Linked DNA regions of Homo sapiens: regions 1 and 2 are each linked to region 3. A link is a contact called in ENCODE Hi-C or POLR2A ChIA-PET data. All regions are on one chromosome and are shown on one strand. Each heading gives the region's core, a stretch centred on a gene start or an enhancer-like site at or near the end of the contact. The rest is flanking DNA. Distances are from core to core; before and after follow the strand shown. Region 1 overlaps RASSF5 (Ras association domain family member 5). Region 2 holds the start of DSTYK (dual serine/threonine and tyrosine protein kinase). Region 3 holds the start of NUCKS1 (nuclear casein kinase and cyclin dependent kinase substrate 1).

The links. A loop is a pair of places that touch in the nucleus more often than their neighbours do. ChIA-PET counts read pairs that join two places held with the same protein, here RNA polymerase II (POLR2A). Pooled maps may share reads with other maps.
Region 1: a loop to region 3 is called in a pooled map, with 4 times the contacts of the local background. The contact joins the enhancer-like site here to the promoter of NUCKS1 in region 3. A Hi-C loop is called at or near these places in 8 of 50 pooled maps. POLR2A ChIA-PET finds 5 or more read pairs at or near these places in 3 of 52 experiments (CD4-positive, alpha-beta T cell, activated CD4-positive, alpha-beta T cell and activated naive CD8-positive, alpha-beta T cell).
Region 2: a loop to region 3 is called in a map of naive thymus-derived CD4-positive, alpha-beta T cell, with 17 times the contacts of the local background. The contact joins the promoter of DSTYK here to the promoter of NUCKS1 in region 3. A Hi-C loop is called at or near these places in 3 of 168 maps with a recorded cell type or tissue (CD8-positive, alpha-beta T cell and naive thymus-derived CD4-positive, alpha-beta T cell), 1 of 37 single-sample maps with no recorded cell type and 9 of 50 pooled maps.

Annotation. Positions count from the first base shown.
Region 1 is chr1:206,561,372-206,565,293 of GRCh38, reverse strand. The region is part of intron 2 of RASSF5 (Ras association domain family member 5); the gene reads right to left. LOC124904494 (a long non-coding RNA gene) reads right to left here. Exons shown (of 2, transcript XR_007066831.1): 2 at 2,900-3,922. Among named protein-coding and RNA genes, the nearest start is that of EIF2D, 49 kb to the left of the region's middle. Within about 2 kb of position 2,118, at least 9 of the 41 ENCODE cell types and tissues checked have a DNase peak (open chromatin) inside an H3K27ac peak, as active enhancers do; they include CD4-positive, alpha-beta T cell, where a contact is called at or near this core.
Region 2 is chr1:205,209,423-205,213,059 of GRCh38, reverse strand. DSTYK (dual serine/threonine and tyrosine protein kinase) reads left to right here and starts at 1,358. Exons shown (of 13, transcript NM_015375.3): 1 at 1,358-1,789. The coding sequence starts at 1,525. RefSeq lists silencers at 1,429-1,558, 1,979-2,028.
Region 3 is chr1:205,748,784-205,752,855 of GRCh38, reverse strand. NUCKS1 (nuclear casein kinase and cyclin dependent kinase substrate 1) reads left to right here and starts at 2,674. Exons shown (of 7, transcript NM_022731.5): 1 at 2,674-2,899. The coding sequence starts at 2,883. RefSeq lists an enhancer at 2,231-2,480 and a silencer at 2,901-3,500.

The DNA.
Region 1 (3,922 bases), core at 869-3,368, 810 kb before region 3:
TAACTGACTTACTGGGGCATCTCAGTGAGAGGCTATGAGCAGCCAACACAGGGTGAGGCGGGGACAGAGAGGAGAGGCCTGACCTCTGCAGCACTGCGGGGACAGATGGGGTGAATAGAAGAGGTGAAGACCCCTGAGGTATTGAAGGTGGGGGACTAGGAGGGTGGGGCAGAGACAGAGAAATAAATGAGTTATGAGTTGGTTCTGGACATACTAAATTTAAGGTATCTGAGACCTCCAGGAAGCTGTAGAAAATGCCATTCTAGAGCTAGGAAGAGAGGTGGGGCGAGGGATGTAGGCTGGAGAGTGATTAGCTAAAGCTGGGATGCTGTGGGAGAAGAGGGGAGATGAGCCCCCAGGACAGAAGCCTTCTGTGAACAGAAGCCACAGGCTCAGCAATTCAAGCCTGAAGCTGTCTGTCAGTGCAGCTCTTTTCTTCCTCCTGGCCCTGAAATCAAGTGCTCCTGATTCGTGGCACTTTATCTCATCCTCTTGTCTCTGGAAAATATGCCAGGCTAGGTCTGGATCCCCACCCCATGCTCTTTGAGGTAGACTAAACCATGAAGAAGAAGAAACCAAGGACCTGCAGGACAGGTCTCAGTTCCCCACCCAGGGAGCTCCCAAAGCCAGAAGATACACAGGTGTGGGGTACCTGGTAAGTGAAGAGCAGAAGAGAAGAGAATCGAGGTCCCCAAGCTAGGACCCCTTCAAGCTCCTAGGCTGGGAGTTGGATCCAAAGCCTGATCTGACAGTGTGCAATAAGACCTGGGATTCAAGGTTTGATACTGGCATAAAATCTTTCTTCTTTTCTCCCTAAACTGCTTGGGTGGGTGGATATTATGTGTCCCAAACTGTAAGTGAAATTGCTTTATAGGGAAAAGCTGATTCTGGATAAACTATCTAAACCTGTGAAGACAGAAGGAGGGCAGGAGGGGAGGAACCAGAACAGAGAGTGAGGGATGGCCTGGACTAAGCGGCGTGTGAACAAGGATGTCTTGGGTGAGTTCCAGGTGGTCCTGGAGGAGGTCGTCTCTCTGACCCCTCCCTAGGGGAAGTCCTTATGGTTTAGAGAACTTGGCAGCCAATATCTAGAATCCCTACCAGGCCCATGAGAAACTAGTAAAAAGGGTCTGTTCCCATGCAAAGAGGCAAGGGACTCTCAGCAGGGAAGATAAGGACACTCACATGACAAGGGTGTTTGTTGAGAAGGACAGGATGAAGTACCTGAGTCTGATGATTGAAATGACTTGGCCATAACCTCTTAGTGGCTTGAGCTGGATGGGAAGGGAGGACTTCATTTACAGTTAGTGCTGTGTGTCTTCCCTTACATCATGTGCCATCAAGATCTCAAAGGGCCTTGAAATAAGAGTTCAGCTTGTGGTGATGAGACTAGCAGAGAAAGCTCTGAGCAGGACCCAGGGGGCCTGACTCCTTGAATCTGTCTCTACTGAGCTGTGTGACTGGGGGCAAATCCTCTTCCCTCTCTAGACTTCAGTTTCCAGCCTAGGAACCTCTTAGGAATCTGTGACACATTCTCTTCTTGCATTCCAATTGGGGTAAGCAGTCAATTACCAAATATTTCCTAAACAGGTGGTTCCTAGATTGCAGCATATATGAGAATCACCTGGGAAAAGTATTAGAAAAGCAGAATCCAGGGTCCCATCTCCAAAGATTCAGGAGCCAGTAGCTCTGGAGTAGGGCCCCTGAAACTCCATTCTCAAAGAGTAGTTCTGGTGCAGGTGGTTGAGGCCACCTTGATGCAACACTGAAGGTTTCAGATGCTACAGAGAAACCAGAGAAGTGCTGAGTGAGGAAAAGCACCCGTCCTCAAGAGATTTCCAGTTTAGATGGGGGAGACAGGACCCAATCCCAAGAACAGAATATCCTCAGTGACAGATGAGAGAGAGGTACAAGGTCAAAGAAACAGGTCATGTCCTTTACCAAGCAGTTATGAGCAGAGCTTCCCAGGTGCCTGGCGCAGAAACGGTGGCAGGAGGCATGTGTGGCAGAGACAGCTAAATGCTCACCACAACCTGCTTCCTTTTCTACCAGGGCTCACAGCTGTACTTCACTTCCCAACCTCCCCTGTGGTTAGGTGTGGCCACGTGACTGAGTTCCAGCCAATGGCCCGTGGTTGCAAGAAACACCCACCATTTCCGGGTCTGGCCCACAAGCTTCCCATGTGTTATCCTGATCCCCACCTGCCAATCTAACTTTTTTAAGTAAAGGGGGAAATAAACCTCTGATTATATTCAATGACTGAAAAGCAGGGGTTGTTTCAAGTTAGTCCATCCTGATTGTACAGGATGCAAGAGAGAAGATGCAGCAATTCAACCCAAGCAGTATTTGGTCAATACTGGCTTTTTTTTTTTGAGACAGAGACTCGTTCTGTCGCCCAGGCTGGAGTGCAGTGGCACGATCTTGGCTTACTGCAAGCTCCGCCTCCCGGGTTCACACCATTCTCCTGCCTCAGCCTCCCAAGTAGTTAGCCTGCCACCACGCCTGGCTAATTTTTTCTATTTTTCAGTAGAGATGGGGTTTCACCAGGTTAGCCAGGATGGTCTGGATCTCCTGACCTCGTGATCCGCCCGTCTCGGCCTCCCAAAGTGCTGGGATTACAGGCATGAGCCACCACGCCCGGCCAATACTGGCTTTTGTAACCAAGTACTTGATGTTGTTGGACCTGAAGGAGATGCGAGTTCTGATCTTATAGGACGGACAATACTGGGAAGGGCCAGAGGAGGCAGCGGGCAGTGAATCCCACGAGTGTGGAGTTCGGACGGCATCTCTAAATGAGGCTATCTGGAGGCTGTGCCAGTCTGAAATCTCTTCTGGGACTAGTCTTGGGCCATGTAAGCCTTTGAGACAGCACATAAAAAACAGTCAAATGGGCCAGTGGTTCCAAAGATTCTAGTTTTATTTTTATTGCTGAAATTTGGAGCTAACTTATTTTTAGTAATCTTTTCTTTTCTCTCATGCCGAGGTGGTGAGGGGCAGGTGCCATGCCTGAGGCCTGGGTGTGCCTGCTGCTAGCAGAGAGATGGGGACCTCCCCAACTGTCCCAGGGCTGTGGGGTTGGCTAGTGCCCCTGGAGTACCACAGGGATCCTGTCCAGGGAGGAGCTGACTGGCCAGGCAGGAGGAGATGGAACAATTACAGGCAGGGAACAGGGAGCAGTGTAGGATCTGACCTCCAGGACCCTCTTCCTCTTGCATCTTCCTTGAAGAAAAAGAATTCAATGGTGTCACTGTAGACCCAAGAAAGCCTAGGCAGATGGGGGCATGGGAGTGTGTTTTCTATGTACTTAAGTATAATATTTAACTATAGGCCGGGTGCGGTGGCTCACTCCTGTAATCCCAGCACCTTGGGAGGCCGAGGTAGGGGTTCACCTGAGGTCAGGAGTTCAAGACCTGGCCAACATTGTGAAACCCTGTCTCTACTCAAAAAAAAAAACACAAAACTTAGCTGGGTGTGGTGGTGGGTGCCTGTAATCTCAGCTACTCAGGAGGCTGAGGCAGGAGAATTGCTTGAACCTGGGAGGCAGAGGTTGCAGTGAGCCGAGATCGCGTCATTGTACTCCAGCCTGGGCAACAAGAGCAAAACTCCATCTCAAAAAAAAAAAAAAAAAAAGAAAAAGAAAAATATTTAACTGTAGATATAGTCAACCTTCTGTTCTTTGTATCCACAGAGAAAAACACACATGAGGAGGAGTCTCCAGTGGGAAGATAGAGGTTTATCTATTAACATATTTCAGTTGTAGGATAGACACCAAGAAGAACTTTTAAGTCACTAAAGTTGTAAGATTACAGGGACTACCTGCTAAAATCAAGTGTAGGGTCAATGTCCCCTTAGCTAGCATGCCTTAAGGAATGGAGGGATGGGAAGGACCTTTCAAAACCTGACCCAGCCTGAAGTTGAGTGT
Region 2 (3,637 bases), core at 109-2,608, 540 kb after region 3:
GATTGCATGGGGAATATAATCTTGCAAAAGAAGAATGGCTGATGGAAAATACGTGACCAAGTAAAAGGCAGAAGGGGGAGTGGGTAAATGGGAAGGAGCATGAGGCTCCCTCCTTGCAGTCAGCCCTCACAGACATTTATCAAATACAGATTCATTTGAATTAGTGACCCCTTTTTATAAAATGCTAATGCCCCTGGAAAGGTAAGGCCTTCACATCTTACAACAATTAATCCAAATATCACGACATCATTTGGCTAAGAACACCTGGGTGTTCTGCGATGAGAGGTCAGGAGAAGTAAAATTTCTGAAGCAGGACTCACAAAAATTTAAAACCAAAAGGGCTTAAAGATCTGCCATTCTAAACCCTTACTTTATAGAAGATGAAACGGGGTCTTGCCCGAGATCACAATGCAAGGTATAGGAAGAGTCCAGATCCAAACTCAAATCTCCTCTTAATTTCAGTCAAGGAACTACATCATGTAGCCTATCAGAGAAGAAGTCTGGCCTAGGTAAAAGACGGTGTCTTTCTATAGCAAGAAAGATACAGATGGGCTCTGTGCCTGGTGAAGAGGGGAGAGATAATTCAGGAAGCACAAAAGAGGTGACGTCAAGTTTTGCCCCCTTTGTAATTGTGTCCAGGAGTCTGTGACTGTGTGTGTCAATGAAAGTCCTCCATATTAGCAGAAACCAAGTTAAGATAATCAGAAATAGTTTGGAAGGCTACAAACCTCAACTTCCCCTTACCCAGTCCGGTCTCCCTACTTCAGGAACCCACTGAAGTTCAGCTTACAGCTCTTGTTGATCCTTTCACACCCTTCCTTTCCAAGTCTGGAGAAGGAAAGTTGGAAAAGGGGAACGCAATGCAAATATAAGAGATTTCCCTATTTCCAGGGTACTTTCAGCCGATTTCCAGGGTACTTTTAGCCGATTCCCCAGTATCTACTGTATCCGAAACACTAGAGAGCCACTTAGGGTAGCCATGGAGATGACTGTCTTCAGTCTTGTTTCCTTCCTTTTCTCTACTATTAACATCTTTCGCTACGATTTCGGTAAGGCCCCCCCACTTCTGCTGGCACTCAGGTCCTGCAGCTCCTCCCTCTCCTCAGGGACGCTCATAGAGGGATTAGGAACACTTTTTAAAATGAAGAGAGCGCGAAAACACAAGAACGAGTGAGGGTTTTCTCCAAAAGGGATCAGTCCCATCCACAGCCTCCCCTTCTCCAGCCTTGAGGTTTTGGCGTTTGGTCCCAGCCCGGACTGCAAGTCCCAGGAGACCCCGCGGCGAGGGTGTCCTCCAGCGATCCTTCCCTCACGCTTCTGGATAGTGGAGAGAAAGGTTCCGATAGCGGCGCACTGCGGTTTGGTTTGTTTGCAACGGCAGTGACGGAGGTTGGGAGCCAGGCTGACTGCAGGCGGGGGCGTCAGGAGGCGGATTCCTCCTCCCTTCGGCACTGGGGGGCGGGGAGGAGGGAGGCCGGGCCTGCGGCCGGGGACCGAGCCGCAAAGACAGAGCGGGCAGAGGCGATGGAGGGCGACGGGGTGCCATGGGGCAGCGAGCCCGTCTCGGGTCCCGGCCCCGGCGGCGGCGGAATGATCCGCGAGCTGTGCCGGGGCTTCGGCCGCTACCGCCGCTACCTGGGACGGCTGCGACAGAACCTGCGCGAGACCCAGAAGTTCTTCCGCGACATCAAGTGCTCCCACAACCACACTTGTCTCTCCTCCCTCACGGGCGGCGGCGGGGCCGAGCGCGGCCCTGCAGGCGATGTCGCCGAAACCGGGCTGCAGGCGGGTAAGGAGGGCAGCCCGGAGGGAGAGAGGGCAGGAGAGGCAAATCGGAGGACGGACCGCACCCCTGCCCTGCAAAACAAGCCCGAGTCTTCTCGGGCAGGCGGAAAGGGGCAGTCGTGTCGTGTGGCCGGGTCCCCGGGCATGGGCCGGCCGGATCTGGGATACCTTGGGAGGGCATCCTTCTGAGGAGGGGAGGAAGGGGCCCGCTGGGGGACCGGGAGCCAGGGGCAACCGAGGGCCGGAGTTCCCGGAGCGGGACCCCGGGGACCGGGGTGTGCGCTGACGGACCTGGGGCGGGCCGGCGTTCGGAGAGGGTAGCAGTTAATCCGAGGAGTGGGGAAAGTTGCTCTGAGTTGGGGGCGGGCGCGTGCGCCGTTGTGGGTCAGAGCCCCAGTTTAGAGATGGAGCAGAGGCGGCAGCGAGTCCCGGGAGTCCGAGGAGGCCATGGGACTGTAGTCGGGTGTGTGGGTTTGATGATGTATGTGAAATGTGTTCACACCAATCATGAGGCAGCTCTGTGAAGAGGGGACATTCTCTAAATAGGGTTGGGGGTCGCCAGAGGAAATCATATCTGATGGGTGCCACGGAATTGCCAGAGATGTTGCTCATGCTTAAGGTGAAGAAGAGAGGGAAGGGATCATTTTGGTCCTGAGCCAATGGAGAACTAGCTACTCTTGTTCTTTCTTGCATGATTCTTTCTAGGATGTGCCAGAGGCCCCCAAACACTTAAAATCGTGCAGTCTTTAATCTTTCCTAACGTCTTGCTTCCTTTTAAACTGCTGTTGGTGGGGAACTGGAGGATTTGTTAACTACTGCGTCTAATTAGGAAATAACTTTAGATTGGAAGGGAGAAGGGACTGACATTCCACGTAGATAGATATCTTGGGGACAAAACAGCAAAGAAGTCTGTGGGTTTAATTTAGTGATTCTCAAACTAAAGTGTGTATTAAACTCACCCCAGGGGCGTATTAAAAATGCCATGTCTCGTGCTCTAGCTCATAAATTCCTATTGAATAGGTGTGTGAAGTGGGTCCTAAGAATCTAATTTAACATGAAAAGACCCTGAAGAGGCCGGGCGCGGTGGCTCACGTCTGTAATCCCAGCACTTTGGGAGGCAGAGGCGGGGCGGATCACTTGAGGTCAGGAATTCGGGACCAGCCTGGCCAACATGGTGAAACCCCGTCTCTACCAAAAATATAAGAAACTAGCCAGGTGTGGTGGTTGAGGCCTGTAATCTCAGCCACTGGGGAGGCTGAGGCAGGAGAATCGCTTGAAACCAGGCGGCGGAGGTTGCAGTGAGCAGAGATTGTGCCACTGCACTCCACCCTGTGCGACGGAGCAAGACTCTGTCTCAATAATAATAATAATAATAATAATAGTAATAATAAAAGACACTGGGGAAGGTGATGCAGGTGGTCCGTTAAAATACTTTCAGAACCATGAATTTAGATGCTCATAGCAAATTTGAACACAAGGCTTAGAACTGGATGAATTGTTCTGACTTTGCGTGTTAGGTCTTATATTCCCAAAGTTTTGCGCTTAATATCCTACATCCGACTGGGAATCCAGAAATGGTGATAAAAATAAGATACTAAGATCATGACAGTATCAGAAAAACTAGTAGTTTCAGAAAAACTAGTCATCCCCCTCCTTTTATGTTACAAGGTAAAATAAGGCTTTTTAAATTCCTATCCAAACCAACTAAATGGAACGGTATCATTTAGGACCCTGTCATGATCTTAGTATCTTATTTTTATCACCATTTCTGGGGATGACTAGTTTTTCTGAAACTAGTCTTTGACATCTTACGTCCAGAAATATACTGTCCTGGAATGGACTTGTAGAGAGA
Region 3 (4,072 bases), core at 1,425-3,924:
CACCACTGCACTCCAGCCTGGGCAACAGAGCGAGACTCCGTTTCAAAAAAAAAAAAAAAAACCGTATATGGACACTCATTAGGATGGCTATTGTAAAAAACTTACTGTTGGCAAGGACATGGGGAAATTGGAACACTTGCACATTGCTGGTAGGAGTGTAAAATGATACAGCTGATGGAGAATCCATACGGCAATTCTTCAAAAAATTAAACAGAATAGCTGTATGATCTAGCAATTCCATTTCTGGGTATATATCCAGAAAGGAAAGCAGGTACTCAAACATATTTGTACTCCCACTTGCCCAGCAACATCATTCACAATAGCCATAAGGTGGAAGCAACCCAAGTGTCCATTGATGGATGAGTGGATAAACAAAATGTGGCATATACATACAGTGGAATATTATTTGGCCTTTAAGAGAAAGGAAATTTTGACACTTGCTACAACATGGATAAACCTGGATGCCATTATGCTAAGTGAAATAAGCCAGTCACAAAAGGACAAATACTGTATGATTACACTAACATGAGATTCCTAGAGCAGTCAGGTTCATACAGACAGAAAGTAAAATGGTGGTTGCCAGCGGCTATGGGGAAGGGGGAAAGTGGGGAGTTAGTGTTTAATGGGCACAGAGTTTCAGTTTGGGAAAATGAGAAAGTTCTGGTGTTGAATCGTGGTGATGGTTGCATAACAATGTGAATGTACTTAACGCCACTTAACTGTACACTTAGAGACAGTTAAAGTGGTACATTTATGTTATGTATTTTTTTTTTAACCACAATTTAAAAAAATTGCGGGGGACGGGTGCGGTGGCTCACTCCTGTAATGCCAGCACTTTGGGAGGCCAAGGCAGGCAGATCACTTGAGGTCAAGAGTTCAAGACCAGCCTGGCCAACATGGTGAAACCCCATCTCCACAATAAAATACCAAAATTAGCTGGGCATGGTGGAGCACGCCTGTAATCCCAGCTACTTGGGAGGCTGAGGCAGGAGAATCGCTTGAACCCGGGTGGTGGAAGTTTCAGTGTGCAGAGATCGTGCCACTGCAATCCAGCCTGGGGAGCATAGTGAGTGAGACTCCGTCTCGAAAAAATAAAAATTAAAAATAAAAATAAGAGGGACAGAGGGTGGAATGACATGGAAGAGACAAAAGATATTAATTTGTTTAATGCTTCACTGGTGGACTGTGCTATTCTCTTCTTTTTGGGAAGCCAGATTTTACAAAGGGAGACTTTCAGGAGGCAGATGTGGTGTGTTTTTTGTTGTTGTTGTTTGGAAAGTGTATCTTCAATTGGTTGTTAACTGACTGCTCATTGGAGACTTCTGCCAGATGCGCCCAGATCATTAGTCCGTTTGAATCATCACGTCTTCCAGGCCCCACCCTACTCTCTGATAGGCCCCACCTTCACCGTGGGGTCCTGTTAGTCAAGATGCTCTGAGAGCGCACAGCCACCAAACAAAAATGATCGCTTTGACTGTGACAGGGATTGACGTCTATTTTCGATAGCAGACTCAGCCTTAGCCATTCACATAGGAATCCTGAGCTCTGCCTTTGAGAGTATTAGGCATCCAACAAATGCTCACGGATTTAAGTGAAATGATGTGCGTTACTTTCAGTTATATGACTTCGAAGAGTCTTTGTTTTGTTTTTCAAAGTGCAAGGGTAAATCAATAGAATTCATAGGGTCTTGAGCCAGCTCCACCCATCTCTACCCAGGGACGGAATCATCTTTTAAAACTTGGATTTAACACTTACGTAGCACTTACTGTGAGCCAGAGACTATCCTAAAGACTTTTGATAGATATATCAACTCATTTAATACTAATAAGCCTATGCAGTTAGGTACCCTTGTTTCCCATTTTACAGATGAGAAAACTGAGGCACAGAGAAGGAAAGTTATACCACCATTAAGTAGTGGACCTGGGATTCCACCTGAAATACCTTGTGGCCCCTGAGCTCATGCTCTTAGTTATTGTACACCTGACTCTTTTCTTAAAATAGTAATGCACCAGACTGGGACTTTAATGACCCTGAAGTGGATCTCAAGGTCCAGAATGGAGAATGGTAATTGGGGGTGAAGATATTCCTTGATTATGATCCTGCCTCTCTACTCCAGCAGCCTCATTTGGTCCCTGAGGGTTAATGCCGAAGCCAGGGTAAGGGGCTTGTAGGTTTAAGGTCAAATTTTTTGAACCTAAGGAATTTCCCTCCAATTCTGTAGCAGCCCCGCAGTGACGAATCTGCTGCCTCTCCCACGGGTTTTGCTATTAGAGGATTTTCAAGGTGATCAAGGCAGACGAGATGAAACACCATTAAACTAACACTGAGCAACGCTGAACCCTACATAAATCTTTTTTTCTAGTCTTTCTAAGATACGACCCCAGACGAATCTGCAACTCTGGAGTGGAAACCAGGGGGCGGGCTAAGCAGCGACCATTTTTGTTTTGCGGCCGTGCGCTCTCAGAGCATCTTGACTAACAGGACCCCCACGGTGAAGGTGGAGCCTATCAGAGAGCAGGGCGGGGCCTGGAAGACGTGATGATTCAAACGGACTAATGATCTGGGCGCATCTGGCAGAAGTCTCCAATGAGCAGGCGTGTTGGGGAGGAGCGCACAAACCCTAGTGGGTTTGGTTGCACGGCGGCTTTGGCGCATTTTCGGCTGGTTTGATTCATCCATTTTGAAGAGACGGGGGAGCGGGGGGCTCGTCTGTTCCAGGAGCCCTGAACCAAAGAGCAGCGGAGTTTGAGAAGCCAGCAGCTCGGGGTTCGGCAGCAGCGGTCCCATCGGCTGAAGTTCGGGGGGGGTGGGGCGCCGAGCGCGCGGGGTGGGGGGGGTCCTGGTCTTTGGCTTCTCGACTCGGTCCTGTTTCGACAGCGAACATGTCGCGGCCTGTCAGGTCAGTGCGGAGTCTGAGGCCTGGAGCGGGTTGGAGGGGGATGGGGGCGAGTGGTGAAAAGAGTGGGGGACAGAAGGCTAGAGTCCGCCATCCCCGGTGCCGCGCGCGGCCTCCTCCCTTTCGGGGCCCGCGCGCACCCTTGAGCGTGGGGGGCCCTGCTGGCGCGCGGGGGTGGTGGCTGCGCGCCCGTGCGCGCGCCCCTCCCCGCCCCGCGCCGCTGCAGGGCTCCGGTCTGCTCAGCTGCCTCCCCCACCCACCGCACTAGAGCGGGCGGGGTGTCCCTGAGCCGCCAGCGGCCGGAGGGGGAGGGGTGTGAAGTCAGCGCCCCCAAGAGGCCCCACCTCCTCGGGGCCGTCCCCTTGGAGCCAGCGCGGGGAGGCGGGCGGACTCGAGCTCCACTCCCCACCTTCAGCGAGGAGGGGCGGAGGCACCCGTATTGCCCCTTCCCCCAGCGACTGGCGCGGGGGTGGGGGCCCTGAGCCCTCTCTGTAGCGGACGGGGGTGTTCCTGGCAAAGGGGGAGGGGCAGCACTGCCAACCGGCCCCGCCTCTGTCCTTCGGGGTCGCTGCAGGCCCCGCCTCCCGGATCGGGCCGAGCGTGGGCGGGACCCGTTTTTTTCCCCCCGGGCAAAAGTGAGAGTTCGGGACTGGATCCTGGAAAATAATGGGCTGCTGCCTCTCTCCCCACCTCAGAGTTTTGAGAGAGTTAACCCCAAAGTTCGCTCTTTCTCTCCGACTAGAAATGTCCTTCCTCGGGGAAATGTCCGTACTCAGGGAGGTGCGGGTTAACAGCACGGCCCAAATCCCGTGTGGTTCTCGTTCCACTCTCACCCGCGTACGCGTCTCGGGATATTTTTGTAACCCTCTTGTCCCCGAGTGACTTTAGTAATAAAAGGGCTAGGTTCGGGTAACCATCAGACTTCATTCTCGGAATTTCAACAAGTTTGCTATTCCCCCAGCTGTCGGTGGAATCGTCCTATGCCATTCTCCAGGCTATTGTATGGAATGTGCCATTTATGGAGGGGTGTGGTTTAGTCCAATCTGTTGAGGCCTTAAAAAGGAGAGCTGTTGCAAATAAATATTTTTAATGTAAGGAATTGGCTTCTTTGCATAGTGTGTTTTCTAAATAAATAGATAAAGGCTTAGTTTTTAAATGTTTTAACAGTCGTTGCTT